Linked DNA regions of Mus musculus: region 1 is linked to region 2. A link is a loop called in an ENCODE intact Hi-C map of the cell type or tissue named here. Cell type or tissue: left cerebral cortex. All regions are shown on one strand. Each heading gives the region's core, and the rest is flanking DNA. Links, peaks and the distances in the headings are about the cores only. Region 1 holds the start of Unc13c (unc-13 homolog C). Region 2 overlaps Unc13c (unc-13 homolog C).

Evidence for each region. Hi-C counts contacts between places; a loop is a spot of excess contacts. Peaks named below come from ENCODE experiments on the same cell type or tissue, not always from the same donor. Only the 100,000 strongest peaks of a DNase experiment are listed, where the experiment ranks them.
Region 1: it touches region 2 in a loop (3-fold over the local background); 6 of 42 quality-filtered maps call a loop at or near these places.

Annotation. Positions count from the first base shown.
Region 1 is chr9:73,961,844-73,978,210 of GRCm38, reverse strand. It overlaps Unc13c (unc-13 homolog C), which reads left to right and starts at 9,174. Exons shown (of 33, transcript NM_001081153.2): 1 at 9,174-9,717. In left cerebral cortex, for the core only: CTCF peaks have their summits at 7,217 and 9,182; DNase peaks (open chromatin) are centred at 7,317, 8,497 and 9,346; H3K4me3 peaks cover 2,060 bases; H3K27ac peaks cover 730 bases.
Region 2 is chr9:73,549,002-73,565,368 of GRCm38, reverse strand. It overlaps Unc13c (unc-13 homolog C), which reads left to right. Exons shown (of 33, transcript NM_001081153.2): 23 at 1,273-1,350; 24 at 6,353-6,430. Among named protein-coding and RNA genes, the nearest start is that of Gm27211, 360 kb to the right of the region's middle. In left cerebral cortex, for the core only: a CTCF peak has its summit at 7,407 (motif pointing left); a DNase peak (open chromatin) is centred at 7,410.

The sequences.
Region 1 (16,367 bases), core at 6,674-11,673, 410 kb before region 2:
TGCTCTTGTCAGAAATCCTGTCAAGTACTTTCATGAGTTGTCTGCGGGTGACTGGCTTTGCTCTCCCACTTCCCCTGACCCACTCTACAGATTATTTCTTGAATCACTCAAGACAGTTTCTCACAAAGATAAGCATATGTGGAGAAGGAGTGCCTTCGCCTGTTTACAAAGGAGCAATTTCACAAACTCATCCTGGTCTAGATCATGAATGATCTTTTGAATTTCTTAATTTTAGTGTACTCCTTAGAGAGAGTTGTGTTCGGATCAGAAAGCTCAGCCTTGTGATGCAAAGACCATCTCGGATTGCACTGTGGACTCACTGATTGTCTGGAAGCTGGAACTGACCTGGGTAAATTGATTATTGTCTTTTGGCATCATGTATGGACTATTACTTCAAAAAAAAGATACTAAAAGCTTCCAAGCAAGCCCAGTTTCCAAATATCTCACAGATCATGCGTTCAATCGCCTTCAAAGGATGGGAGAAGATTATTTAAGCTCAGTTGATTTTATTCATATTGACAGTAAGATGAGACCATGTGATAAGAAATTAGGCAATTATTGCTGTGCCTTGTAGGTGAGCTTGCAAAATGGGGCTGGGATTATTTTTAATTTATTGCAGTTTCTTCCTTCCTAAACTGGTCAAGGGAGGTGGAGCCTGTCTTGAAAGTCTGCACTCAGGCTACAAATCACAAAGGACAAGGAAGGGCTTAATATACTTTCATAAGGTTGGTCTCTTGCGAGGACCCTTGGGAATCTTCTCCTTTTTGATCCACGGAAGTTTTACCTTCAGATCCATTCTTATTCACCAAAGCATCCACCAGCCATCAGGATGTGATACAACTGAGATGATCACAAACATTTAGTTGCTCAAGCCAGATGTGCAGGGATGCTAAGTGTCAAATGTTCCTTGATTATCTATTTTGTTGGAGAGAGAAAAGAGTAGAGGTTCATTCTTTGGTAAGAAGTCAGAGTCTTGAGAGGGATGGATAGAGAAGATGCCTCAGTGGTTTAGCATGCTTGCTGCTCTTACTGAAGATAAGCAACCACATGGGGTGGTTCACAACTATCTGTAGTTTCAGCCCAAGGAATCTAATGCCTTCTTCTGCCTCATCAGGTACCCATACTTAAATGTACATACTCACACAGAGATAAACATCATTTAAAAATTAAAACAAGCCAGGGTCTCCATTCAGAAGTAGATGCCTTCTTTGAAACAGTTTGGGAGATTGGCAAGCATCATGCCTGTGTCTCATATACTAGTGATTAATCCTACCAAAAATAAACTATTTCGAATGAAGATTCTTCCCAAACACCCTGTCATCACTTTCGGAGTGGCTGTGGGCAGCATGACACTTTTACATTAATGAGAGTTATTCTGCTGCCCATGAGACTAAGAGGGACGTGTAAGAAAAAGCACTTGCAATTCACAAATACGCTAACAAGGTAATGGAATTCTACAAAGGAACAATATCAAATCCAAGCAACAGAGGCGCATTAGTACACCCAATCAGGACAGGAAACTCTGATAAGCTGCAAAGGAGCTAACCATCCAACCTACATTCTAAACCCCTGTCCCTGACATTTGGGACTAGGAGGCACAAGCTCTCTTGCTGTGCCTGCTGCAATGTCAGTGACATGGCAGTTCTGCTACAGTGAATACCTAATCTACCCAGAGGTCCACTAAGCAAAATAGACCAATTTGCTGATGGTATGCTACAAGCAACGGCCCCACCCACAAACAAAATTCCTCTGGAGGACAGAAAACCCACGGAGGAAATACATTTGTCCAATTTCTTTACAGCTGATCCCTTTGGGACACTGACTTGGGATTATACCTCAGATGACCCAAATGAGATTACCATTAGTAATTTAAAAGAGCCAAGGTAAGCTGAGTCAAATGCCACTGAAGGCACAGTAGACTTTCCTCACTCACCTGAATTCCATGTATCTCTTTAACCTATGTTCTCCTTCCTATTGACCCACTGAACTACAGTTGAATCTTCAAGAAGAGGGTCTTGCATTTATTCCCAAGCATCTGGTTCCTGAGCTTTCTAGTGGAACCCCCAACTATACAGAGTTGTTAGTTTGTGTCTGCTCCATCCCACTAAGCATGAGATCCTCATGTTTTATCCAGGTTGCAGATACTGTGGCCATGGGTGACAGACACTACAGTCACCCATCTAGATGACATCTAGATTACATTTTTTATACATATTCAGAAATTGGATTTTTGGGGTCACATGTTAATTCTGACTTTAATTTTTGACAGCCTTTGCTGCTGGGTGTCATCACAGCTGCGCAGTTTTTCATATCTATTAACAGAGTTCCAATTTCTTCACATCTTTGTCAGCCCTTTGTTTTGGCTAATTTCTTTGGGGAGTTATTCTAATATGTAAACGTTTATATTTTCTTGTTTTGGTTTTCTATTTGTTTTTGTTGGTAGTTTGAGGTTTTGTTTGTTTGTTTGTTTGTTTGTGTGAGAGGAGATCTCAGTGTATGGACATGGCTATCCTAGAACTTCTTATGTAGACTAGGCTGGTCTCAAATTCAATGAGATCTGCCTGCCTGTTTCCCGAGGGCCAGGATTAAAGGCACAGACAACCACATCTCACCCACTGTTCTGATTTTCACTTTGCTAATTAATCCTATTCAATATACTTTCATATGATTATTGGCTGTCTTTGTATCTTTGCAGAAATATCTACTTGAATCCTTTGTCCACTTTAGTTGATTATTATAGTTTATGTTGTAATCACAGTTGTTCTTATGTTTTCTAGACATTGATTACTATCATAAAAAGAACCTACAGAAGAGTAAAGAGTGTATAAAAAAAAGCAAAACTTAATGCCTAATACTATCCATGGTTTCATGCTTTAATCTTCAAAGAAAGAAAGAGAAATCACCACTCATTTTGGAAGAAAGGAAAACCCTGGGACTATTTATCTTTCATTTTGTCGAATTTTTACTTGAGACATTGATTCCTTTCCTTCCTGAAAAAATAGCTAGGTTTATAGATGAACCTTATTTCCAAGAATGCCAAATTTCCACTCCAGAGACATCTCATGAACAAATCTAAAACCATTAAAATTATAGATTTTTTTCTAGGAGTAGTGCTGAAAGTGATGCAAAACAAAACACAAAGCTCCTGATAGCTAAGGCATCCAGGAGAGATTCAGATGAAGTTCTCAGTTCTTTGAGCACATCAAGAGCCATCTTATCAACCTAGAGTGTGCTCCTTTAACTCATGAGGTCTTTCAATCCTCAAGTCATTGAATCAGTAACATTACAGTAGCTGGGAAGATTGGTTTACCCTTAAGAAGAAATCAGACTTAAAGTTTCAGGTTGGTTTGTTTCACCACCACTTGTTGAAGGCTTTGATCTCTTTCAGATTAAGGGGTTTTATGATGGACTTGAGTCCATTGCCTGTAGAGCTATCACATGTGTTTAATTCAACCCAGGTATTTTTAGATGAAGAATCCCAGTCCCAACACTCAGGATGCTCACAAGCAGAAATGCTAGAAAGGAACCTTCAAAACTTGACCTTCAGTCCTAATACCAATCCTCCTTCCTTGAATCACACTTTTTCCAAGCTCAGGACAGAAGCACAACTATCTTGCAGGAGACGAGTAGTAGTTTTTTTACAGGGGTTGGGGGAGAGTCTTGACATTACTGTTGAAAAAGAGAGACTCTTGGGTAAAATTGAGAACTAAGAGACAATTCTCTCAAGGGAAGAACTTACTAGGTGAGATGTTGACCTAAATATGGAGATCATAGTAAAGTCATTCAAATGCCCCTGTTGTTTCAGTGTGTATCATGGATGGAATCCTTCTGAGAATGCAATTGTAGTTAAGACTGAGGATTAAAATTTACACTATCCTTTTCTGATGGCAGTGCCAGGCAGCACATGAGAAAGCTGCACTCTTAATTAGACTATATAGAAATTATTTTGAATAATCTGTATGTAATATAAATTTGATATTTCTCTTATTTTGGGAGCTGGAGGATCTCTTTCAAATTATCACTTGCAGTAACTAGTAGTAAGGAATAGATTGAGTTTGAAGGTATGTGAATGACTTCATTGTAGTTTCATGGTTTGATTCCACCCAAAGATGCACCAATTACTTTCAAGCACTTCTGTGGGATTTAGCCTGAAGTCTGAGAAAAAACTATGATAACATAAAAGACTAAAAATAGAGTCTTAGTTAGTTTGATTAGAACAAATTAATTAGAATAGATTTTCTGGTTTCAGAAATATATAATAAAAGAAAATCTTGGGTTATTTTAGTAGCAAAATGAAGAACTGATTATAACTAGCCTAGATGGGGAAAAAAGATAATTTTTATTTTTGCCATAGTAAAATGAAATTTGTACTTGAAAAAACTCCATGGATAACCTAAAAGAGAACACACAACTGAGTCTATGGTACATTCAAACTCAGGAAACCGAGGCTAAGTAAAGTTATGCCAATGGTGATGAGCACGTGGGAAACACCAGCACTGTGAAAGAAAAAGGACTCCACCTGCTACCTCAAATTTATTTGAATTCAGACATCAAATATTAAATTGGCTCCTGACTGTACCATAATTACATATAGAAAGCAGAAGGGGCAGTGAGATTTGGCTGGAACATAAGAACATGATTAGCCATTGTTTGTTGAATACTCCTACAGGCCATCAATGTTGCCTGACAGAAATCATCTCATTACAGGCACTAGCAAGGGGATTAATAATAGTGATCGTTTTTGTTTTCATTTTGCTTTAAGCTTAGAACAGCTAAGCTTAGAGAGGTTAACAAATACAACCCATGTCAGGAAGATGTATAGAGCCAAACTGGAAACCAACCCCCAACTATTTCATAGCTCATTTAACAGCCAGTTTCCTGGATCAACGAGAGCCCAAGTTTTTAACTTGGTGATGTCCTTTTAAAAACTCAGATGCTATTACTAAACACCCAGCAGTGTTCTGGACCAAAAGTCTAGTTGCAGTCAACCAAGTAGTATTAACTATCTAAAGACCAATACTCAATGTTCAACGACTGTTCTCCAAGCAGAAGTGTTCTGGAAGAGGACATTTTATAGATGGCAAAATTTACAAGTTTTAAAACAATGATTCATAGGAGGGAACTTATAAAGGTTTGTTTATTTACTTTCTAGCAAGCATTGCACAATGGGATATTAAGCTCAGAGGTCACAGAGCTTTTCAGTCAGGGCTGCAGTCACCTGGACCATGTTTAGTTAGGTGGTCAAGTTTCAACATGGAGTCTATGGGGAGGAGATTCCCATTTCGGCCCAGCTGTTGTCAGAGGCCTTATTTCCTGGCTAGTCACTTCCTTCTGGGCTGTTTGAATATCCTCGGGATGTGGCTACTCGCTTGGCTCAGAGTCAGAAAACCAAGAATGATAGCGAAATGGAGTCGCTCTCCTTTTTGACTCCAGCTCTGCAGTTACACTCCCAATTCTGCTCAGAGATCACTTGTGAAATGATCCAGACTCTCTTGGGAAAGCGCCAAGAACAGAATTTAATGTATGTGTTAATTGCCACCATGCTACTTACATGAAGTAAATCTTTTAAAATTATGCCTTTTCAGTCAGTTCTTCCAGGTCATTTATTTTTCTCTACATTATTCACTGGCTTAGAGCTAGAAACATCAACTTCCTCTTTTACAATTGCTTTTTCCCTCAATCATCTTGGTAATAAATCATTTTTGCACATTCATTTGTGTAGACACCAAATACTGCCATCTGGCCTTGAGGATTGGTTATATGGGAATAGTTCGTTTTCTAATATTTAGCAACGACAATTGGTTTATTGTTACCCAACTGGAGAGTAGAGTCTTCTAGAAAGCTGAAGGGTTGGCTCAGTTACACAGGGTCTATTGGTGCTTCCTCTGTTAAGCTGGGCTGAATCATGTAAATCCATGCCTGTAATCCCAAGTATTTGGGAAGCTGAAGCAGGAGGACCACAAATTCAGAAATAGCCTAGGCAACTTACCAGGTCTCTGCCTTAGAGGCACAGCTCCATGCAGAGCCTGTGTGAGATCTGTGGTTCAGTCTCTTGTTCCACCATCAATCAACAGATTCCACAATGAAATCAATATTTCAGGTAACCAGGAGAGAAGGGTCTTTCCCTTTTTGATTTAGGGAAGTTTTATTGCTAATAAGAAATAACTCATAATGAGGCGTCTTCTTGTCTTTCGCCTTCCAAAAACATACCAAAAAAATTACCAACCACTTGGACCAGCACGTCTTAGGAGATGAGAAGTGGTTGATACCTTAAAGGATTTGTTCCTAAAATTACTGCCAGACTCTTGAGAGAAGAAACAGCTCTTCTATCAAATCAATCTTCTGGTAAGTTTGGGGGTATGTCCCTGTTAAATGTCAAGGGGTTGCCTGGCAGTTAGTCATTTCCTGTCCTGCAGTAGTATTTAATTTAACTTTCCCCAGGTCCTGCAAGGCACAGTGTGGATTTGGAACGCACATTGTCCTCTGATCCTTGTTACGTGTTATTTAGAGGAGACATTCTGCAGGTGGAAACTACCCAGGGAGGGCCAAGGAAGTTTTGCTTGGGAGTTTGGTATCGATGCAGACCACTAAAGACAAGGAGCTCCCCCACTCTTTGCATATATGCTGTAGTTTGTTTCCAACCCGTGTCCTCCAAATACATGACTTTTCCACGTGTAGAGCTCAGAACCATTTCTATTTTGATCTAGGACCAGCATCATGATCCTTAATCAGGGTTTATGCACCAGGTTTGCTGCAGCTCCCAATCCTACTTCCTCCCACGCCCTAAAACTGATAGTTACCACTCTGGTTCTGCATCCTGTCAGGGTCAAGTTGCAGTGTAGTTATTTCTCAGAGCTCTTCACAGCACCTGCATGCACACTCTGTCGTAGACCACACGCAGTCAGCATCATCTTCTACTTCCTTCTGCAGGTTTAAACACTGAGCAGCATCATGTCACAACTGGCTGAGGACAGGCATCCTTTGCATTATTCTGGGTGCTGAGTGCTCTTGGCTCGGTGTAACTGCAGCACTTTGGTTTGGTTCTTGTACACAAAGGAAAAGTCATAAGGACAGTTTCCTCCTTCGTGCTGAAGGACATCCTTCGAAACAATGCCTCGTCAAGCTTGGATGAGTAGACATTAAAAAGTCAGGTTTTGCCCTGTCATGCACTGTTAGAGCTCACCAGTTTTCCCTTGTTGCTCTCAAGCGCTTACAGCCGAGGGCAGCAGAGCTTTGTCCTGTGGCCTCTCTGGTGAGTTCCGATGGCGGAGAATACAATGCCCCAGTGTTTGCCCCTTATGCGGTTCATTAGACCTTGAGCAGCTGCTTGTGTCCATTAACAGGCTCTTAAGCAGCAGGTTGGGGAAGCTGTGCCGCTATGAAGCTAACCGTGAGGCTGAGGAGCTAGGAATAGAGAGGGCCACCTGCCAAGATCTGGCATAAATACTGTGTCAAATTGGGGAATATTTGTTTTCAAATCACATAATGTTATTGACTGGTTGTTATAGTTGGTAGGAAGAATACGTATGATGTGTATCTGTGTGTATGTTTACGTGTGTTTGTGTATGTGTGGCTGTGAGTGGGTGTCTGTATCTGTTCGTATGTCAGAGGACAACCTTGGGGGTCATTCCTCAGATGATTTCTGCATTTTGTTTGAGGTAGGGTTTCTCAGTGGTCTGGAACTCCACCAAGTAGATTAGGCCCACTGGCCAGTGAGCTCCAGGTATTCTTCTGTCTCTCCACCTTCTAGCTTGTCATTGATGGGATTAGAAGACTAAACCACCTGTGCAGGCCTTCTGCATGGACTCTAGGCATCTGTGTTCAGGGCCTTAAACTTGCACAGCAACCAACCGTTTTACTGACTGCCATGTCCTCAGCCCTGGAATGGGCCTTTTTATACAAGTTGTATCCAAAACTGTTTAAATGGGCTTCACTGGGTGTGTTCACTGCTGCTGCTGCATCTCACATGTTGATGGGAGTGTCATCTCTAAAATTGACATTCCTATTCCTATCCTTACATGGGCTGAAATAATGGCTTATAAGTCAGATGCACACTTTGTGCATCTGATTCTATCTTAGCCACTAGTTGATAGGATTTCCTGATTGGGAAAATACCATTCAATTATCGCTCGTGTGTGTGTGTGTGTGTGTGTGTGTGTGTGTGTGTGTGCGCGCGCGTGCACCATCCATTCTTGGTATAAAGATGCCAGGGGTGTAAACTTGTATCCCCGTGCTTATATGGTCAATGCTTTATATATATATGGGGAGGGGCTGAACCATATCTCCAGCCCCCATCCTCTCATTTTCTACAAAGCAAAGGAAATAAAATAAGTAAGCCAGAACACCAGATGCAGCTTAAAGCCTACAAATTATTCCCAGACTTGAGCTTCTTTAAGGCTCTATTTTAAGATGCAGTACGTTTTATATTTGTTTCAACAGGAGGGTTAGAGGATTAAAAAATGCTTAATTGATGGAAAGTAGGAGTGGTTACTCCCCCCACCTCCTCTACTCAGCTAAGCTAAAAGGAAAAGCAAGCCCCATTCAATTCTCAGCCAGATCTGGAAGACATTATTGCAGGAGAAAGAAAATCCTTTGAGCATTCATGTTTCTCTATTGCCTACTTTGATAAGTGTATGTGTGTCTAATCCTAATTATTGAGGGATCAACCTTCATATTTACAACTGCTTACAAAAAAAACCCAACAACAACAACCCAACAATAACAACAAAAAACAACCCTGCTGGGAGAGAAGGCCAAGGTATTGCCTCCCTCTTTAAAAAAAAAGGGTTCTGTTAAGGGTATCTTGCCAGACTAGACAGTGGACTTTGTGTGATTCCAAACACAGTCAATAGCATGTGAAATAATAATTATTATTAAATACCATGATTAATTTAATAATTATCTGTTTTACTAATGCAAGTAGCAAAATTGGCCCTATGGTGGTCACCTATGATCCCCACGGCCCCCGCCCCCACCCCTATATCCCCACCTCCCCTACCCAGGGATGAAGGCAACACCTGGCATCCACATCCATTCATTTCCCCAGCAGGAAGCCGTGACCCTGCTAGTGAGGTGTGCTTAAGTCGTGATGACCACACCTGGCAGCAGAGCATCTCTTAGGGATCCGGGCTGAGGAGCCTTCTCTTAGAGTGGCTCTATGCAGCTGGCGCAGCAGAGGGAGCCTGGACTCCAAGGGAGGAGGCTAGGAGCTCAGGTCTCTGCTGCAATCGGAGGATCCCGGGCTGCAGCCGCTGTGTGAAGTTCCCAGCACACACTCCTCGGCTGCTGCTCTGCACTGTCAATTGTGGGTGAGCCAGGACAACAACAAGGAGAGGGATCCCATTTTGCCTTCTTAGAGAAAGGGCTGAGAAATGAGCCGCCCAAGGAATCTGGCAAGGAGAGGAGTGAAAGGCAGATTCCTGCCAGCAGCTAAGTTGTAAAATTGCTTTGGAGGCTACCCAGGGAGCGCGATAGAATTGATAAGAGCAGCGCGCAAGCCGGGTTCCTGAGCAAAGGCATGCCCGGCTGCACTTGAGTCTGGGCGGGCGCAGGAACGCTGCCTGCGCCTCCTGCAACTATCTGTGGCTGGAATAAAGGAAAAGAGCCTAGGAACACAATTGCAAGGGGGATTCCTGGACGGAAAATACATCTACCCTCAAAGGAGGGGAACAACAACCCAGCTGGCCTGTGTGCGTTTTTAGAAGGAGAATCCCTCAGGTATGTTTTCTTTACCTCGCTGAGCTGCTTCATCTGCATGAATCTTAGCCTCTGTCTGTTTCCCACCCCAATGGTTCTTTCTCTCCGCACTTTTGAATCACAGTGCGGTTCTATCCATATAGGGGATACCCCTGTAAAAGCTTGCTTTTCTAGGCTCATAATCAATTATGATTTATTGGAAATCATGGTTTTGAATGCAGCATGATAACTGTTTGCTTAGTTTGCAGTCAACTTTCAGGGGAATTACTGCATAGGAGCAAACAAGGTTGGGCTAAGAGTCGGGGGTTCTCTTCAGTCCCTTAAGGTTTGGGAATGGGTGAAAATGAAAGTCAAAGAGATTTAAAAGTTGGGCGCTTCTAGGAAAGGGTTAAAAGCCAAGCCTGGTGTTGGTGTCACCTAAAGGTGTGCAGCTGAGCCTCAGGTCTGGGGTCAGCTGAGCTTTGGGATGGTTCTGCCTATCCAGAGCTGGACCAGTCCCTTGGGTGATGATCATAAAGATTTACTATTAAGAAGTGAGGTTGCTTGGCTCTGTTTTACAACTGTTCCATGACACAGAAGGAGGCAGTCTTTAAAAAAAAAAAATCCCAACCAAGACCCAGCTACATGAGTAGAACGAACTTCTGCAATTACGTCATCAGCATACTTGTATAATAAAGAGAAAGACCCAGCAAGAGTCATACCTGGGTGAAGTGACAAAGCCGAATTTCATCTTTCCCGTGAGGGCTTTAGAGAACAACATGAAAGAGGTGGGTGGAGAATGTGCAGAACTGTGAGTTTTTAAAAAGCTTCCGTGCTTTGGAGTTCATAAATGAAATGTCCCTAAGGAAAGAATTTTGCCATTTTTGACTCGTCGATACTTTCTTGTGTATATAAAATAGTTTCTAGATCTTCTGCATGTCTATGTGACAGGGTTTTTTTTTTTTTCTAAAGCTTTAGGACATTGACTTTTAATTCCTGTTCTACTTTTTAAAATGATATATTAGCTGCTATAGATTAGAACTAATAGGATTTAAATCAGTTATGCACCTTTGGCCATGCAGAAGATCATCACTCTGTTTTTGTAAAACTTAGCTTTTCTTTCTTTCTTTCTTTCTTTCTTTCTTTCTTTCTTTCTTTCTTTCTTTCTTTCTTTCTTTCTTTTTTTCTTTTTGCCAAGTGGCAGCAGTCTGGAGTACTGAGCTGGGCTTTACACCAAAATGAGGTAATGAGTTGTTACAAAGTCCTTGTTGGGATAGTGGAATGTACTAGAATAGGGTGGATATCTACAAGCAGCTGTTGAGATCACAAGAACAGAAGATAGAGAAAGGGTTTCTCTACGGGAGCAGGAAGCGCAGTGTGTTGCTTGGATTTTGACATGTGCTGTGGTGCAGGTCACCCATCTGTAGATGAGGCATCCTAGCAGAAATGTGATAATAATTTCAGAGCACTGTATAAATGCTTATCTTTAAGAATAATACACTGATGCCAAATTGGGTAAAGAATATCTGAATCTCATAGGCAAGTGAGAACTGATTTTTTTTCCAAACCCAAAAAGTTAATTTGTTTTCAAACTACATGGCATTTGGTTGGGATTTATTTCAGCAGAATCATGGACTTAGATCTGAGGGAGGCGAGGAAGATGCAAGTTTGTTTTCTAAGCAGTTCTTTCCTGTTGGACTTTAATCACAGACATTTTGAAACATCTTCCCAAGAGCTCAGCACCTGGACAAACCAGTGTGAGTGCAGGTGAATCGGAGGTGCGCGTGTGAAATGGGCCCCAAGGAGTCTCTTTCGGTGTACTTCTTCCTAACCACATCAACCAGTTTCTTCCTAGGTCCTATGATACCTCTTAAAGCTGCTCTTCTTTTAGTATCTAGCAATGAGGTATGTGGCAAACAGAAGGAGTTCCTTAAAAGCCCATGGATCATTGCAGACAGGTGCAAGCGTGGAGGTTCTTCTTGCAAAGACCGATTACTCGAAGTACTTTTGCGTAGGATAGGGAGTGATTGATGGTAGGGTCAGTGGAGAAGGAAACACTTGCATGTTTTTGCTCATTTAAGGCCAGCTAGTGTCTTTGAATATCTGTCCAGGAAGTTCCTACACTTTCCCCTCCTCCCTTCTCCTCAGCGATTGTAGTACATACAACTTCTCTGAGCTCTTAGGGGCATGGGACTCCTGCATTTTGTGTTCTCGTTTTAACACCTTTGGCTTCTGGTGTGTATTCTTTCATCCACTTAACATTTACTACACAAGAACTTTCCCCAAATTATTAAAGGCATTGAAATTACCTTGCCACGTGATGATGATATGCGTACAATCCTTGCTTTGAGGGAGGAATTTGGGGAATTGTAAGTGCATGCTAAATTTGTTTCTAGAATATACCTTTACAGATCTAAAGCTATTGTTTAACTGTATTGTAGCTGCCACCCAGTATCAACTTACTTAGTCATGTACATTTAGAACACTATCACTCAAGTGCTAATTGCAAACCCAAAAGATTGGATTGGTATCTTTTGCTATTGTTAGAAATCATTTCTGGGCCCACAGTTATCTGTGTTTGGATAATAAAGGCTTTAATTCCTTTCCAGCTGTTTTTAAAGGAGGTTTATTAATAGCCCTCTCAGCCTGTAGCTTTGGAGCCTGCAGAAGACTGAATACCTGGTGTTGGAATCACCAGAGATAACAAATACCACAGCAGTGTTTGTTCTGCTTCCGGCCTTTTAAAAAAAGAGTTAGAAGGAGCCAAGGAGATGGCTCTGCAGGTACAAGTGCTTGCCAACAAGCCTGAGGACTCGAGTTTGACCCCTGGGATCCACGTGATAGAAGGAATGGGCTGATTCCCATAAGTTGTCCTCTAAACTCTAGGACCGTGCCATGGTACGCACAAGCTTCCCCACCACAAATAAATATAATAAAAGGTGTTACATAAAACTTGTGAGGAAGACAGGAGAAGTTCTCCTAACGTCTTGAGCAGAAGTTTCCCAGAGGAAATGTAGTCATTCTGAGGACACATGGCATGATGCCTTTGCTACTCGTAAGGCTGGAAGTGTGCCAAGTGACATACACACTCCCGCCTCTTTGCATATTTTAGTTATGGTGTACCCGTTAGCCTCTGCATGCCAAAATTATTATAACCTGCATGCAGGACAGGTTTTATACTGTTCTTCCTCCACAGAGAGTTAAGAATATTTTGTAAAAATAAATACCGGTTTCTAAGATCAACTCAGCACGATAAATCATAGCTAAGGCTTTTCTGTTTAAAGGTAATCACGCGGTGTGAGTTGCCTTCTCAAACAACTTCTTTCCCCTGAGAACTCTGAGGTCCCACCCTGGCCATCTCCACTTCACACAGTCAGTCTCAGCCACCTCCCATCCTGTTCTTGGTAAAACAACTTATTTCTTAGCATTTAGAATCGTAGAATCTGGGTGCAATCTGTCTTTTTTTTTTTTTTATAGAAAAAGTGTTTTGCATGAAAATATTTTGCTTAACATATTTCATAACTAGAGACAATATTCTTTATGAATAGCTTTCCCAGACACATGCAACACACACACACACACACACACACACACACACACACACACATACATGAGACAGACGAGTACAAGTGTTGGCATAGGTGACTCTGTGTGTGTATGTATATGTGTCTGTGTGAAATTTTATTCAATATTTATTTACATGTATATTTGTACCTACTTGTTTCTAAGTGTGCCACATGCATGCAAGAACAGGACATAAAAAGGCATCAGATCCCCTGGAACTGAAGTTGTAGGCAGTTGTGGATCCCGGGAGCTGAACTTGAGTCCTTTGCAAGAGCAGTAAGTGCTCTTAGCTCAGAGCCTTTTCTGCAGCTCCAGCTCTATTGTTTTATGTGTAAGAGAAGCTGATAGCTTAGGTGTGGTCAGTGAAGGCAGTTTCCAAGAGGGAATACTGTGGACACAGCCTTGGGGATGCTGGTAGAGGGTCAGATGTGTTCTGAACCATGCCATTATTAACTGGCACATAATTTTTAAAAACTGAAAAAAAATTGTGTGATTTATCAATGAAACCTCTTAGGTAGCAGTTTCAAGGGAGGCATTCCTGGATAACTAATGCCACACATCAACAGGAGTCCAGCAGGAAACAGCAATATGTACTATAAACATCTTGGCTCAGTTTTTCACGAGCTAGGTAATTTTCGGGCATTGTTTTCCTTTTTGTCCTTTCCTATCTGTGAATCTGTCTGGATATCTGCTTCAGAAAGTCACTTCTAGTTGCACAGGTCAGGCATTTTGTAAGGTCACTATTGTTTGGGCTTTGTAAGATGGACTCCATTGGAGAGGTAGCTGTGGTGTTTATTGGATATGGTTTGATTTCCCAAGTAGGCTGGAAAATGTATAACTAGTCTGTGTTTGTCTGAAGGAGTAAGGAAGCAGTATTCTTCCACTTTGCTTTCAAACTATTTTCCTTCAAACAATAAGGCATATATATATATATATATATATATATATATATATATATATGCATCCAAGGAGTTGGCACCCAAGGAGGATGGCTTTAGTAATCCAACAAATACCACCAAAATCTACATGTGCTCAGCCCCCTCATGTAAAATGCTGTTGTATTTTCATACAACCGAATCACATCCCCCAAACTGTCACCACATATAGTTCTGATGGAATATAAATGCCATAGAAACTGTGGGCACACAAGATTGTTTAGGGCACAATGACAGGAAATCAATTGTGCCTGTTTGTTCCCAGCAAAAAGTTGAAATGCTTTTGGTCTGCAGTCAGTTGAGTCTATAGACACAGAAGCTGTGCATACAAAGGGCCAGCTGTATTTTGGAGAAACCCCTGTATCTGGGAGTGAAAACATTTTTTCTGCAGCTTCAATTGATTCAATTGAAAAGACTTCAATTAAGTGCTTCCATTGGCCAAGGAAGCCTGGCAAACAAATGGTAAGCCTGGTGTGGTGGTACATGCCTGCGATCTGAGCATTTGGGTATTAGAGGCAGGAATATCAAGACTTCAAAGCCAGCCTCAGTTATACAGTGAGTTCATGATCATCCTGGGTTATGAAACCAAGAAGTAAGAAATGCTGGCAGGGAACTTAACGCATCAATTTTCAGAGTCACTGATAGAAAACTGCTTTTAAAAATAAAATAGATATGTATTATGTGTGGTCCTCCTCTCTGGGTGTACATACTCCATGAACATATGTCCCCTGCCCCCGCCAAAAAACTTGCAGAGTCTCATGGCCAAATTGGCAACCTTAGCTAGCGAAGCCCCTGAAAACTAAATGTTTCCTATCAGCTTTATAGAAGGTTGACTGGCAGTGCACAAAAATACATAGATCACTTTATATGTGTCAAAAAATAAAATACAGTTCTTAGAAAGTAGCCTGTGAGATGGGGCGGTGTGTATAGTTATACAACAATGCGCTGATGCGTTATTGGAAGATAATTGCTGGGCATAATGGCACAAGTATTAGCTGATAAATGTCTTGCTTAGATACACACTAGTTAGAGTCACTACAGTTGCTCTCTGCCTGCGTCTACTTCACCTTGAGCCTCACTCAAGTACCCCCTGCTTCAACCTTCTTCTAGACTGGGTGACCTAAATTTCACAAGTGGCCGCCCTACTTCTCCTTACCGACAGTACCTTTAGAAGGCAAGTGTCTGCAGCAGCTTCTCCTGAATGGCTCTGTCCGCTGACTGCCTCATTTCTGGAGGCTCTAGACTCCTTGTCCCCAGGGCTCTGCTCTTCAACATGGCTCACATGCCCTCGTCAGGTTGTACTTCCCCCGTTATGCTTCATTTGCTGTTACCAACCCTGCTCCGAATCCTCAACACTTTATTCTTAGAACATTGACCCAGTCTCCCAGTCTTCCCATCTACAATGAGACCTCTTTTGAGCATCTGCTCGGCATGTGCCTGCCAAGTTAATTGTCCTAAAAAAATGTCATGACACACATCACTGTCCCCAAAGGTTTCCATGGACACCTCTGTGCGCTTAAAATAAAGTTCAAAAGCCAGATACAAGGCAAAGAGGTTAAAGTATTCCGTGAATAATTATGAGGGTAGGAGTTCAGATCCACAGAACCTCTGTAAATGCTGGTGGATATGGACGCTTGCCGGTAATTCCAGACTTCAAGGAGGAGACTAGGATTCCCCTGAGCAAGCTGACTACTCATTTATGTGAATCCTGGGTTTTCTTGAAGGCTCTGCCTCTTTAACTAATGTGGAAGAGTAAAGAAAGATGTTTCTGGGTAGCTCCCTGGGGTTTCCACGTAGAGAGAAACATGTTACCCTCACACACAAAACATATATGCACACAAATGCGGTACACACACACACACACACACACATACACACACACACACACACTATGGTGGCTTGGGGTTTGGATAGGAATGGCCACCACAGACTCCTGTCTTTGATTGCTTGGTCCTTAAGCAATGGTACCATGAAGAGGTGTGGCCTTATTAGAAGAAGCATGTCACTATGGAGATGTGGCTCTGAGGTTGTGAATGCTCAAGCTATTTCCTCTCTCTCTCTCTCTCTCTCTCTCTCTCTCTCTCTCTCACATACACACACACACACACACACACACACACACACACACACACAGAGTCAGTCTCCTTCTGCTACCTGAGGATCAAGATGTAGAACTCTGAACTCCTCCAGCAT
Region 2 (16,367 bases), core at 5,122-10,121:
GGGGAAAATATTTTTTTTATATGTATGTGTATCTGGGTCTTAATGTCAGTACATATGAATGTGAGTGCAGGTGTCTGCAGATGCCAGAAGGAGGCATCAGGTCCTTGAGAATCAGAGTTACAGGTGTTTGGAAGTAACCTGCTATTTGTGCTCAGAATGGAACTTGGTTCCTATAGACCAATTCATGCTCATACCTTCTGAGTCATCTCTCCAGCCCAAAGAAATATATTTTAAAAGGAGAGGGTTTGGCTCTTTGGTTTTTCTGTGACTAAGTAACAGAATTCCATCATTATTGTTGGTTTGTCTTTTCTAAGAAGATGACATTCACAGTTGGCATGTTACCTCTATGTGAATGTAAAAGCTGAAGAATGCAAACCCGTCAGTGTATCTTTACACAATTACAAAATGTTTAATAAACACAGTTGGTACATTTTTCTCTCTATAACTATTAGAAGCAAGGGTCATGCAGGAGCTCACAAGAAGTTTTAGAGAAAGGAAGAAAATATCAAATTTTGGTACAAAAGAGAAGTGAGCAGGCAACATTTTTAGCAATTGGTGTGCTATTAAATAACAGTAAATAAAGACTGCATTGCTGAATAACAGTAACTGGGCAAATGTACTGAGAAGGAGAGAGTGGCGTAGGTGAGAGGCGGGTTTTCACACTTGAACAGTAGCTTGTAATAGTGTACAATGTAAGTCCCTGTTTCTGAAGAGAATCACTGTGGAGTGGTGTCATAAGAATGTCCAACCTCTCTTATTCATGAGGCACTTGGGAAATGATGGAGAAAGTTGAGAAAAACGCCCACTGCAGATAACCTTATGTGGTAGAGATGAGATGGCAAAAAGGATTAGGAGGCAGAAAGAAGCAGAAGGGAGAAGCCTGCAGCATCAGTGGGAAAGGTGGGCAAGTGTCCGGTATCACCAGATATTAAGTCCCTACGCTGTGACGAGGTTGCCATGGGGCAGCCTGTATCTCTTCTGAATAAAGTCAGAGAATAACTGTGATAGTATGGATGCTGTTCTGATAGATTATGGATCTCTGAGGTATGTTTGAAATGCTATTCAGAACCCTGACAAAATGTCATATACATGCAGTGATTTGTGATCCCTCTTTGGACACGGGAATGGATTGAGCCCACCTATGACTCTCCTTAGAGAGAGGAGAGTCATAAAGGAGTCAGGATTGCCTGTCTTAGCCTGGATAGTGTTTCTGTAAGATGGCACATTTAACTTACTCAACTGATATGCATTGCATGCTATTTTCTTCCGCAGACCATCAATAAGGTTCTGGTCCAGTACGCTGCGATCGTATCAAATGACTTCAGTTCATACTGCGATAAGGAGACAGTGGTAAGTAGGACCACGCCCACCCCACCCCCACTGGTGAGTGTCCCAAAATCGAAACGTGTGCTTTCTAACTTCAAGTAAGTAGGAAATATCAACTGTGTCAGTTTCCATAGCGGGTGATGAGAGCTAGGGAATCTCAGGGTGCTGCCTCAAACCTCACCAGGCATCACGTGTGGGCTTCCTATCGGGATTGGATAGAAGGGAGAACGAGGCCAGTGCCTGCCCGATTGTTTTCCGTGTTGAGAAAAATGAGATGGTAAACCATTGAAAAATGCACAAACTCATAAAACACCGGAGCTGAGAACTAGGGAGATAAGAATTAAGTGAGTGTTGATAACAACTCCTTTTGCTTTTTACCCACCCTGTTGCTTTCTACCCAGTCTTTCGGTTTTCAAATCAATTGAGAAGGAGAGTGAATATACAGGGCAGCGATGCTTCTGCCTGTGATTTATCCCTATCTCCGTGGGTTTTTGATGATCCAGGAAATACTTATAAAGTCCAAAGCAGAACTGCAACTATTCAGCAAAAGGCATTTAAAAAAAATCAAGATGAACTGAAGTCGTTTGCAGTCATACAATCGGAGTGATTTCACGATGTAAAGGGAAAGAGTTCTTATTTCTGTCCTTAGTATTAAGAGATCTGTGTGGCCAACACTGTGGAATTTTTTTTTTTAAATGAGTAACACTGGAACACCCACAGGGTTCTTAAGAGCAACTTTTCCCTCCCCCTTGGAAAAATAAAAATGAAATGGAAAACCAGCCCGCACTAGTTGGCAAGGCTGAAAGGGAATCAGGAGCCAGGCGGCAGCGACCCGGCTCACCCTGGCTGACAGCTCATTAAGACAAGCCAGTCCTGATGGTTCCTGAAGATTTCAGTCGCCGCCTCCTTCCTTTTCATTAATATGCTGCCCAGCAATCCGATGATAGCTTTCAGACAATCTCAGCACTGACTTCTAGCCACCTTTGACTCCAGCCCTCTACATGGGAGACTATTTACTTGTTGGAAGCATATATTTTCATTTAAAGGTTAAAAGATGATGTATGCTTCCCGTGTAAGTCTGCAGATCATAAGAGTGTCTTGTAGTTTCAGCAAATACTCTGTTTTTATTAAGATGGCAAGACGAGTATTTGGGAAGTTGGCTGAGAAATAACTGATTTCCGTTAGCTCCTTAAATGCTGGGCAGCCTCCTACCTCACATGTTAACATTCTAAATTCCAGATCATATGAAACCTCTCCCCCGCCCCATAATTGTAAATCAATATATATTGTATTATTTTTGTAAAGGAGTTGATCTTTAAAAACATTTATTTCAGTGTGTGTGTGTGTGTGTGTGTGTGTGTGTGTGTGTGTGGTATATAAGGGTTTATACATGTTAATTCTGTGCCCACAGAGGCAAGGGGCAAGGCTACAATAGGGTATTGGACCCCCCTGGAGCTGAAGTCAGTTTTGAGCCACCTAATGTGGGTGGTGGGAACTTAATTCAGGCCCTTTGCAAGAGCTGTACACGTTTTTAACCACTGAACCATCTCTCCAGCCCCCAAAATGGAATTTTGTAGTTAGTTAAAAGTCCATGTACATAACATAGCCCAGCACCTGTACCTTAGTGTACACTTAAGCCATATAGGAATGTTTCTAGTTTGAATCAAACTTTAGTATTCATTATATTTTAGGGTTACAACTAATCTCAATTAAGATTACATGTATATGATTTTGTTTGGTATTTTTTTCCTTGGATATTTTTCTTTATTTCCATTTCAAATGTTTTCCCCTTTCCAGATCTCCCCTTTGGAAACCCCCTATCCCATTCCCCCTCCCCCTGCCATAAGGAAAATAAAAATGTATACATAGAGAAGCATAGCTATACCCATTAGCACCTGTACCTTTCGTTGCCTTCATCCTAGCAAGCAGTCTCCTGGCTACCTTTGGATTCTATTGTTTAAGTTTAAGATCATTTTAATCTCACCAAGGTGTCTTGATTGAATACATAGCTTTACAGAGCTTTGCCTCGAGTCATCACAAACAGAAGTTTGTACCTTCTCATGAACACATTACAAATGTCTTTTAAGAGTCAAAACCATAAGTCAGATATGGCACATACCTTTAATCCCAGCACTCAGGAGGCAGAGACAGGTGGATCTCTGTGAGTTCAAGGCAAACCTGGTATACATAATGAGTTTCAGACAACCAGAGCTACAGAGTGAGATGGCTCAGTGGGTAAACTCAAAAGCCTGATAGCATGTGTCCCATCATTAAAAGCGATGTTAGAAAGAAAGAACTGGCTCCTTTCTACATGCATACCGTGATGCACATGTACACACACACACACACACACACACACACACACACACACACACACGCAGGCACACACACGCACAGTAAGTAAATAGTCTACTTGAGATTATATTTTTTTTGTAGCATGACATACTAATTTGTTGCTGTTTTTGAGACAGGTCCCATGTAGCCTAGGCTGACCTTGAACTTCTAATCCATCTCCCTTCACCCCGAGTGCTAGGTTTACTGTTGTGTACGATCTGGCCCCTTCTTACTGTGACAATTTAAATCAGAAGTGGTCAAACCACTTTTATGCCTTTTGTCCCCATCCCAAACAAGCCAGAGCATCCTTTTCCAAATCAATTTTTCTTTATTTTAAACATTTTTAAGCTCAAACACTTTAGCCGTATAGAAATGTCTGTCCTTAGTTTGAATAAAACTTTAGTATACATCGTATTCTAGGTTTTTGACTGTTCCCAGTTAAGATAAAATAAAATGTATATGATATGTTTATAAGAAAACTCAAAATGTACACGGTATACATACTGAATGACAGCTATGCCCAAACATATTCTTTCATCTCCATAAACTCTTCAGTAAGCAATAGCATTCGGTTGGGATAATGTTCATTTTACTAGGGATTTTTTTTTCAAAATTTTTAATGCATAGCTTTGCTACCTAGCCCATGCCAGCCTTGAACATTGAGTCTTCTTGCCTCAGCCTCCCAGTTCTGGGATGCAAGGCATGTGCCATGTCTGGATGGATTTATTAAAACATTAATGCATTTATTCTGACTTGCTGACTACAGAATTGTTAGAATCAATCTGTTTTGTGCTTAGATGTGGGGTATAATTGAATAGTAATCTAGTTCTTACTAATGATTCAATAAGTCGATGTAATAACAGTGGACTTGGGGCACTTCAAGGTCAGGAAAGGTGAAGAGCTTTATATTTATCTCAACTTTACCCAGAAAATTCCCTCTTACCTCTCTCTTCTCCATCCTCTTTTCATGTAGTGAGTAGCCATTGCCCCAAGTGAGCCCAACTCTCCCTAGCATTCTTGAAAATCAGAAATGACCATATTTGACTTGGTGTATGGCTTTTTATGTAAAGAATTGGTATTCTCGTCTTGTTCTGTGTACTAAGAACAGACTTAAATGCTAACATCAAATAAATCAAGTAGAGTATGCTGGGATCAAGGAGTGCAGATTGTGATTTTGGGAGTAGAGGCCATTAAAACTGTCTGTAGCATCCCACAGTCAGAAACTCGGGAGTGTAACTCTCAGTTATCTATGTTTAAAGAAAAATAAAATATCTAAGTGGCCAGAATCCAGGAACAGAATAGAAGTGTGGAATTGTTTCCATAAATCAGACTTAGGTTGTGGTCACTTTAAGAGTCAAGTACAAAGTCTCTCGAAGGTCTGTGATGTGGTTAAGGTAATAATAAAATCTTTCCACTGATGAGAGCTAACGCCTCTTTGATGTCCCATGAGTCCTTTGTCTGACCTTCTGATTCATTGCTGGCTCCCTTCCCAGCCACTTGGAAAGTGTGTCCATTTCCTGTCTCTGTCATCCCCAGCTCTGAGCCACTGACTCTTCAGAATCGATGTGTCGCAGCCATCAGTGAGCTTTGCAGCTAGGCCAAAATCTATTTTCTGATTTGAAATTAATTCCAAATTGATATCTCGTCTTGTCACAAAGTTTTATAACACCACTGCCCTTTTCTACCTCTCTAGAAACAACTCAAATGCCTAAGTACGAGTCCCGTGTAAGCACAGTGCTGCAGTCTACCCAGTGCACAGCAGCACGCACAGCGTTCACGTTAGCCAGTGACAATAAAAAATAAAAATTTAAAAAAAAAAAAAACCTCAGTGTAAAGTCTTTGTAAAGCAAAGGCAATGTAGGTGATAGAAAAGTTTAAAACCAAGGTAGCAAATTCTAATCTAAATGATGGAAAAGAACCCAAATAAACAAAGAGGAAAGTCAGAAGAGAAACACATTTGTTCTGAGCCAGATAATGAAGGGACTAGTCTACAGCTTCCTGGCTTAAGTGAAAGACAGAAACTCCATCGAAGTCATTTTAAATTTTTTGGAAGTTTTCTTGGGTTTAAAAAAAAAAAGAAACACAAATGTTCTTTGGTTTTAAAACAGCACAGTTACCAGAGAATTGAAATTAATTGATTTTCTCAAAATAAAAAAAAAAAAGTTAACAACATAGACTAGGGTAGGTTGGGGATACAGCTCCATCGAAAGGGCACTCCCAAAGCATCTCTCAAGTCCTGGGTTCAATCCCCAGCACTGCAGAAGTCAGGTAGTCCACACCTGCTATCCCAGAACTCGGGAAGTAGAGGCCGGAGAGTCAGAAGTTCACGATCATGCCCAGCTCTCTGAGACTAGCCTGGCACATAAGAAACATTGTATCCAACAAAACCGTAAAGAAAAAGTGGCTAACTCTTATCTTCAAAATACCACAAGAAGAGGAAAGGGCCTGCCGATAGCCAGTCTCCATGTGCTATTGCACATGTTGATTGTTAAATTGTATTCCCCCAAATGGTCATCTATTTCCTTTCCAGTCCCAGCTGTTAAAAGCCCTCATTCAAAGTAGCCTAATGATTGTTTGGTGTGTATCACAGGCCACAGGTTGACAGCCATAGACTGTAGAAGTTAAACTCGCTCCAGAGGTGGGAGGATGCGAAGGATGTTGATCACATTGCCTCTCTTTCTCTTTCTACAAGCCTTGCATATTGATGAACAACATCCAACAACTGCGGGTCCAGCTGGAAAAAATGTTTGAATCCATGGGTGGGAAAGAGGTGAGTGTGTGTCCACTTTTGTCTTTACCAAAGGACTCTTGGGTGGATGTTAGTAGCATTTTGCTTTGTTCTGGAAAGCGTCTTACTTTTTGAAATGGTTTTTACCAATGAACAGGAAGCAGCATTTGTTTGCTTGGTTGTTTGATTGTTTTTATCTCTAAAATCCCATTCGCAATTACGGCAGTCACTATGACAGCATTTTAGTAAATGGAGGTGTATTCAGGGACAGGGAGAGAGCCAGCCAACCTGTTGTACAATTAAAATGTATGCATATAAACTAGTGATCAGTAGTATGACAAAGATTACATTTTATACTTCCTGTTGAAGTTGACACTTGTTTTAGAATCTATGTTGTGGCAATCGTGCTATGTCGGTGCTTAATTTTTCACATCGTGAGAGCTGTGTCAAACGTGCTATCTGTGTGTTGTGTCTGTAATGTGTCGTGTCTCTATTCAACATCTGTGCCTTGCAATTCCACGAACAGAAGAAGGAAGGAGAGAGATTCTCCTATGAGGTTTGTGATAGCAAGCGTTACCCGCTTCCCCTGGCTGTCCTTCTCCCCCGCCATTTAAAGACCATTGCGTGGCCCGTGCGCGCACGCACATGCGTGCACGTGCTCTCTCATTTGCTTCTTGAGATCAGACAAAGAGTAAAACATGAATTAGCTCGCTCCTGCCTCTTCCTGCTTGCCAAGGTCTTGTCTTTCCTTACAAACTGGTGTGTGCGGGGGGGGGGGGGGGGGGGGGGAGAAACGGGAAAGTCATTAAAGGCAAGAGTCACTGGAACAGCTGGTCTTTCTGGACTCACCCTGCTTGCTGCCAACAGCAACAAAAATAAAACAAACCCTTAGGGCCAGAGAGCTGGCTCGGCAGTTAAAGGCACTGGCTGCTCTTCCAGAGGACCCAAGTTTGATCCCTAGTACCTGCATATCAGCTACCATCTCTAACTCCAGTTCCAGGGGATCTGCTGCCCTCTCCTGGCCTTCTCAGGCACTGCATACAACATGGCACTTGGATGCATGCAAGCACTCAGACACAAAAAGTAAATATTTTTACAAGAGAAAACAGACCCAATGAAGTTATGTCTACAGTGTTTCTACTTCACTTACATCAGACTTTCTGTATAGTAATCCATGGGCCCATGCAGAAAGCTAGATTCAAAATGAAAGCAAATTTCCCTTTTATTTCCAAATGTCTGAGGCTAAAGAACCTCTGTTAGCACCAGCCTCTTCACATGAGATGATGAGTCTTTAAACCAAAGGAGAAATTCAGCTGCCCCCCCCTGTAAAAAATGAAGGTGCTACTTAACCCCCTAGAAATGGGAAGCACAAGAATCATGTGCAATGCTACAATTTTTTTTTAATATGAGTTCTTTCACTGGTAGTCTCAGATCAGCTTATGTGAAATAAGGCCTCGCTCCCTGCAGTGTGCTAATGCCTGCTCCAAGGTCTCGGGGCATCAATCTCATTTCTGGATTCTTCTGTTGAAATTAATGGGCATGGCAGTTGGGGGAATCATCCCATACGATTCCCTTTCCTAATTGTCCTGATGCTTCGTGACATCCATTTAAATCTATTTAATAGTTTTAGTGATGAAGTCACTCATTTCTTGTGGGAAATCTCAGCCCAAAATTCAGTGAAATGGAAACGCCAGGAATCACGTCGGAGTGAAATTATATATTGGCTGACCTATTTCTAGAAACTTCCCCCGTACCCTAACTATTTCTCTACCATTCTGTGCTTGGACTCTGATGCAGATAATATTTGCTGAGATGAGTCTAAGCAGAGAAGATGGAACTGACAGACTAAAGGCCCATGGGGCCCATGGTTAAAGGAAGTTGTGTAGACCAAGTCAACCTCTTGCTAAGCACCCAACAGGGAGACTTGTTTACCAGGCAAACGTGATTCTTACTGGTGGAGAGCAATTACCAATTTGAAAGGTGTAGGTTCTCATTATAAACTATGTTTATGTATAACTTCTTCCTTTATAATGCAAGCCATGCCCATTTATTGAGCTCCTTATACATAACATACATGAAAAAATGCAGTTGATCGAGTAAGGGAGATAAAACAAAGGCCTGGTTTCTGTCTAATCTGTCAAGTGAATCAAGGCAACTCTTCCCTATATTCACCATCCTTCTGTCCCTCTTTCTATGCAGTTTTCCCTTCTTTTTTAACCTGGCTTCCATTGATAAATAAAAGCTCTAAGCTGAACCAATCAGAACTAGCATAGAGATACATGAAGCCTAGAAATAAAACAAGACCCAAACCCAAGGCCAAGTGTAACACACAGATTTCTAGGATGGCTGTGCTTAATTAATATATAATCATGTTAGAGTTGTAGGGTGACCCAAGTTATGAAGATGGTCTGCAGATTCTTTCTGGTCGGGGCATCTGTGAGAGACAGTAATTTAAACAAGTGCCTTCACTTGGGGCTTTTAGAGAAATCAAAAAGTATTTTATGGCTGTGGTAGCATATGGCTGAAATCCCAGAAATGGAGAAATGGAAGCAGGAGGGTGAGAAGTTAGCTGTTGTCCTTGGCCACATAGGTCAAGGCCACTTGGGATATGTGAGACCCTGTACCACCCCCAAAGTTATCCAAAGGAAGAAGAAAAAGAGGTAAAATTATACAGTATGACCAGGAGTCACCTTTCGCTATAAGACATATATGCAGTACTTGATGCAGGCATATTCAACAGCCTTTGAAAGTTTTACCATGTGAGGTTAAGGACATGCTCAGTGGATAAGACCATTGGCTATGCAAGCATGAGGACTTGAATTCAATTTCCCAGAATGCATGCAAATATCCAGGCATGGTCACATTCACAAGTGCACACCAGTAACATCAATGCTCTAAGGGGCAGAGACAGGAGGATCTCTGTGGCTTGCTGACCACCAGCCTAGCTCCAGGTTCAGTAAGAGACCCTGAATCCAGGGAATAAATGAGAGAGTCACAGAGTAGGATACCCACTACTTTTGTCTGGCCTTCACATGTATGAATAAGCATGTATGCATGCACTAAGTTTGAACATGTGTACATATATCATACATATGCAGCACACATACATACACATATATTTTTTGAATCATAAATAACTTCTTCCAAGCAAACTAATGTTGGTTGCCAACTTCTCCCCCACGAAGCTACTATAGGGAATCTTAACTAATACCAGGGGCACTCTCCATCCCAGGCCAGTTCCTCCTCTCTCGGGAGTTTGTTACATGGACCCCACTATGCTGGGGTGTGCACTTCTCTGAAGTCAAATTAGCAAATGACAGTTTGATCATTTGCTCAGAGTAGCCTTAAATGCTATGTGTTTGTTAGCTGGGCTCTCCCCACAGGCTGCTTGCCTCTAGCACTGTCTGCAGCTGGCCTCAGCTGGCCGCAGCTGGCCGCTTGCAAGCATGACTGCATGGTGCTGCTCTGACTGCCAGGACAGCTCTTCCCTCACGGGCAACCTCTTTCCTCTGGACACAGAAGTGTTTCACACTTGCATTTTGGTTTTGTGCTCTTTACTGGTGAAACAGCCATCGTCTGCATGGGGTCCAGATGGAAACATTGCCAGTAAGCCTGAGGGAATCGCTGTAGTGACTAATAGGAAATATACAGCCTATATTATAATCTGACTTTGGGACGAAAGTTAACCATTTACCCCACCATCACTATACCATGTCATGTGGCACCCTCGTGTACCACAATAAAAGCATCATGGGAATGCTATTCACTAGAGAATGATAGTCCGGTTATTTTGTAATAGGTAGAATAACTCAAAATAAAAATGTTGTAGCCTATACTAGTTTGCCTCTTTTGACTATAACTCCATGTGTGTCTATTGCAACTTCTTTGTATTGATTTCCTAACATGAGCATATTGTTGCAGCTCTTGGAAGTCACTTACAAATCTTCCTTTGATTAGCAATTTAATTTGCATAAGTATATGAAAAAGAAAATTAAATTATCAGAACTTTAATTTCTTTGCAGGGAGTCATGATATAGCGGTTTGGATACTCCACGAATGTTACATAAGTTGATTTAGGGGAATTCCAACTGTGCCATGTGAGCAGACGATCTGCACTGTGGTGCAACCGTTTGAAATGGTGGCACCTCTGGTTACTCGTCGGCTTAATGCATATTGACAGTACTCTGAACTCTAAGAGTTACTCCTTATTGAGATATTTACAGGAAAAGAAAGTTGCTATTAAGCTGCATTCCCGTCCTGCCTACTATAAATCAGGCCCAGTTGGTGCCATGGTAACATGGTTTTTATTGACATGTCTCAAGTATAACTGAGTTTTCTGAGTCAAGTCACAGTGGGGATTTGACTGTAAGAGTAAGTTTTGTTTGTACAAAATAGAGCCACTGTCCATTTCGGCGAGCAGCTTCATTCTTGTGTTTCAATCATGTGTATCTGTATTATTCTGAATCTTTTAGCGCTGAGCTAGCATTTGGCTGCGCCGGAGTGTGACATACAACTCACTGAAGTTCTTCTTCCCCAAGCCTATTCACCACACAGACTTAGGAAGCAGCTCCAGGTCAGAGAGGGAAGCAGGGAACCCGGGGTGAGGCTCACTGTTTAAAGACAGGGGGTCTCCATGTTAGCAATCACTAAACTTCAGCATGCACCCTGGCTTTGGGATGAGACTCTGAAGATATACTGCTGGACTCCAGCCTCGGATTCGGATCTGCAGGTAACAGGCAGGACTGTGTGATTCGAGTAGAAAACAAATTCCCAGATCACAGTGATACTGATAGCACTGGCCTTGGGACTCAGCACCACTGCTCTGTCTTGGTAAACCAGAAAGAGTGTGATTAAAAACAGCTCAGGGCCTGGAGAGATGTCTCCACGGTGAAGAACACTGACTGCTCTTCCAGAAGATCCAGCTTCAGTCTCCAGCACCAACATGGTGGCTCACAACTGCCTAGAACTCTAGTTCCAGGGGATCCAATGATCTCTCTAGCTTTCATAGATACCAGGCACATACATGGTGAACACACACACATTTGTACAAATACTCACAGACATAAACTTAAGTTAAATCTCCTCTTTTTTTTTTTTTTTAATAGAAAAGATAACAACTCAAAATGCCTTTATCTTATCTTTGGACCACCCTCAACCATCAAACTTCCTGTTCTCTGAATCTTGATTTAACATGATTGGATGAAATTTGGGATAATACACAATAGTGCAGTCAAGTTCTTGTAGTTAATATAATAGTCCTAAAATATAGCTAACTATTTTGCAGTCATATGCAAAACTTCATCATTTCCTTAAAACATTGCATAGACTTTTCACTGTTTTGTGCATTGTTTTGCTTAGTAGTATTTACATTATTTTAATTTGTAATTAAGATGATAAGCATATATTCAAGTCTCCAGATGATATGTTTGATTTTGGCTCCTGAATATAAGTAGAAATATCATTTAGTAATAAATTAATGAGGATCAATATCCTATTTTTATCATTTTTCAACAACTACCAAATAAATTGTAGAATAAATTGAATTATAAAGCATATATTAGGCAGCTCAATAATAAAGCAGACAATTCAATTAATTATAACTTACTTTCAGTTCTAAAATTGTCTCCCAAAGCAATTTCAAGTATTTGTAAATTAAAAAGTTTAATTATCCATTGTGCCTACTCAGAGTTATTGTACCTGCAGGAGGGCAGGAAATGGGGTAGAAAATAAAAGCATTTTTCATTGTCTTCGGCCTCAAGGAGTTTGCAAAGAACCAGCACTCATAAAACAGCTACTAAGAGCCAGGCTACCTTTCAGCACCTAGAACAGCAGTTCTCAACCTATGTGTCATGACCTTCTGAGGGTCCTGTATCAAATATTCTGCATACCAGATATTTACATTATGATTAATAACAGTAACAACATTACAATTATGAAGTAGCCACAAAATAATTTTATAGTTGGGTGTCACCACAACATGAGAAACTCTGTTAAAGGGTCTCAGCATTAAGAATGTTGAGAACCACACACTCAGAAGCTAGGCATCTATGCTACCTGGACCACTTTCAGCATCTCTCCCTATCTCTGCACCTCAGGCTTGACCCATCTATCACATGATTCAAAGCACTGAAAACCATACTAGGCAGCTGAAATCTAACGAGTGCTAAGATAACTCTACTTTTTACAATGTTGGGTTTATTCAGGAAGTCGCAGTAATAAGAGACAGGGGTTCTGAGGGAAGATCACTCTCTAAACTTGGAAGCACCTCTCAAAGGCAAATTCAAATGCTGTATCTTATTCCACAGTAAACTCGAACTTCTAGCATCTCATTGTGTGGATATAACCCAAAGGTGAGACGGCATGCGGCTGAGGTCAGAAAATGCAACCAGTTATTTTTAGTTTCATAGCACTAACCAACAAGAAATGAATGTCAGGCATTCTGGCCTTTGGTTTGCAGCTGCTGCCTGGTTTCTGTCTCCTCCCAGCCATCTCTGTGATTAGGGTCTTCAATTGGATTTAATAGAAAATTAAGAGAACAATGAGCTAGAAGAGCAATCCGATTGCCGTGATTTAGCAAATACAGTTGAGTCCAAAGCAACTCTCACGTATAGTCAGGCTTAATGGCTAAACTTGTGAAAGTAAGGTAGCAAGGAAGTGACAAGGTTCCGAGCTGGCAGCCCATGTCAGGATGAGATGCAGGACCCAGACAGGTGCTGCTTGTTAACCTTGCTCCCCAGAATTTCTGACAGTCTGCAGGGTCACCCACATAATGCCAGGATTCCTTTTAAACTAACATCTCTCTTAAGAGATACATACACCACAGCAAGGAAGGATAGGCACATAGCTCTATTTTATCTTATAATTCTCCACAACAATTCACTCTTATTGTTTATAGCTGCCCTAACATACCATAAGCCAGTGTAACCAGCAGTAGAACTATTAGCTTCTTGGAATCTATATTGTGTCTATTTTTTGGTCTATTCGACTAAGAAAAGCACAGCTTTCACTTTAAGCTAGTAGTTCTCAACCTGTGGATTGTGACCCTATGGGGGAGGGGGGTCAAGTGACCCTTCCACATATCAGTCACATATCAGCTATCCTTCATATCAGATATTATATTATAATTCATAACAGTAGCAAAATTACAGTTGTGAAGTAGCAATGAAAACAATTTTATATATTGGGGGTCACTACAACATAAGGAACAGTATTAAAGGGTTGTAGCATTAGGAAGGTTGGGAACCACTGCCTTAAAGGAAATAAGAGATAGTTTGTTCTAGAGCAAAGTTGAGTGACCATGGTACAGGAACACAGATTTAGGTGGCCCTGGATTCCATGATTTAACATGGAAGCAGTTTCATGAACTTCTGTAGTTTTACAGAATAAAGAATGCCCTAAATCAAGGCAATTTTGAAATACATTGGTGGGTGCATCAGACAGACAGTCATGGCAAAGTGGGAGGTGGTGTTCTATAGGCCTCCAGTGATGACATTCTTAGCTTTCTGGTTGGTGAAAATCAGTGGTCTGCTAAGTTAATAGATTCCAAAATGTTCTTAACTTTTAGTCACAAGATTTTAATTCTGACACTGAGGTGGAAAAAAATGGCTACTCAGATGGTTAAAGCTAGCCCAGATATGGTCATTAGCCTCCACATCTGCAGCACCCCAAACTCCCCACAACATCTGCAGCTCAGTTAATCAGTCTTTGAAGACACAGATCTTTTTTTCCAGGAATTTTTGTTGCTCATTGATACCTAATCAGTAGTTTTGTCAAAGCTGAAGACAATACCTTACTAGTACTAGTTGATCTGACATACTGTCATGGCATCTAACTACATACACTGTATAGTTATGCTGTAACTTTTTTTTTGTTGTTTTGCCACTGAGCATCTTCAACTTTCCACAGTGCAAGCTATGAATTTACGCACAGTGACAGACACTTCTAGCTCAGCATCCATGTCCTTCCAGGTTGGATGAGGGATATGCAGTGCTCTGCCTCTGCATGTGCTCCTGAGAGTTCTTGAGGAGGGCCTCTCCAGAAAGGAATACAAACACTACTGAAAACAGAGTAGCAGCATCAGAGCTGTAGCACTCGTGATTAATTATTTACAGTACAAACCAGATACTTTATTTCAGACAGCGCACCACTTTCTGATGGGATGCCACCACTTGCAAGGATATTGTTCTAACGCCAGGTTCTCCATGCAATGTTCACAGATTTCCCAGTTTTATTTTAGCTTGAACCAGGCCTCAGGGAGTGAATAGCCTCTGAAAACTGGAACTGTTGGAGAGAATCAGCCTTTCTAAAACAAAGAACCAGAGCCAGAAAAGACTGTGAGAAGTTGCTGGAAGCCCTTCCCCGCTGAAAGTCACCTCGAGGGGTCAGAAAATGCTAAATCAAATGAGTTTATTAGATCAACCCTTATTTGTCATTTATTATTATTATTATTTACTAGGAACAGCCATTGAGGGAGGATGGAAAGAAAATGAGAAAAATACTAAGTCAAGACTTCAAAAGGATAAGTGATTCAGAGGCATGATTGGGCATATCTTGGTATCCAAGGGTAAATGGAGGAAGAATATAAAAGTCAAACATGACATCTGCATTTTACCAAATCAGAGAAAACAAGAAGAGAAATAAATTAAGCCAGAAAGATAACAACCTCCATGTTTATACACTTTGATGGAGGTTCAATTGGGTCCTCAGAAGGGAAAAATCTACTAGGCACCTAGGAAACTAGACAAGATGTCCAGGCTTGCTGTTTAGAGAATGCAAAGAAGAGAATTAGGGGGTAGTTCACATAGGAGTGGAAGTTGGGGCTATAGACCTGAATAGTTGCTCAGGGAAAAGTAGAAGGAGGAACAGAAAGGGAGATGGAAGGGCATTAATACTTAAAGAGAATGTAGAGGACTTACAGTCAACAGGAAGAAGGACACGCCATGCAAAACTGGACAAGCAAGGAAGGAAGGGCTTGAGAGAGAAACAGCAGGCTTGGCAGTGAAGGGATCGTGGCAACCTGTATTGTGCACTGCAGTGGAGTGTCCAGAGCAGAAGCCAGGCTGCAGTGGACCAATAGGTGTTTCAAAGATGCAGACAGATATAGAGAACAGCTTCAGGCTTGTGTTGCAAGTTCAGTGGTGAAGGAAAGGGAGAGAGTAGCCAGATGTTGGTGAAAAGGTTAGTCCCAATATATTTGACTTTTCTTCCGTCATTCTGCTGTTTTGTTTGTACATGAGTATTATCAGCATATGTTCATAGAGCAGGAAAGTCAGATTGATTAATAATGGACTGATTCAATAGAAGTGAAAAGAGTGGTTAAAGGCCCAGAGGGAGGGAGGAAATCTTCAACAGAACAGAGGGCTTCTAAGATACGATGCTTCAGTTTTCATAGAAATGGTGATAGACCTTGCATAGTAAAAAAATTAAATAAAAATGCCAAAGGATCTAATGCAAAAATAGTGAGTGGATAAATGTATATGTATTAAAGGATTTGATGCAAAAAGTATTAAGGGTTTTAATTTTAAAATATTGAAGCATTTAAACACTATACAAATATATCTTGGCCTCATTTTCTTTCTCTCTCTTTGTTTTTAATCTGTCTGGTGGTTCCTCACAAAATTGGGCATAGTACTACCTGAGAACCCAGCTATACCAATCCTGGGCATATACCCAGAAGATGTTCTAACATGTAATAAAGACATATGCATGCTCCACTATGTTCATAGCAGCCTTATTTATAATAGCCAGAAGCTGGAAACAACCTAGATGTTCCTCAACAGAGGAATGGATACAGAAAATGTGGTACATCTACACATTGGACTCATTTTTCTAAGGAGATGACAGGCAGGCCACATGGCCTTCCCTCCTCGGCTGTAGTTCTATGGATGGGTAGTGGACACACTGTAACACAGAGGCAGGGCTCTGAGCACAAAGCAGGGTGCCCTATAGGCTGCGGGAAAGGAAGGCAAGGGGCAGCAAT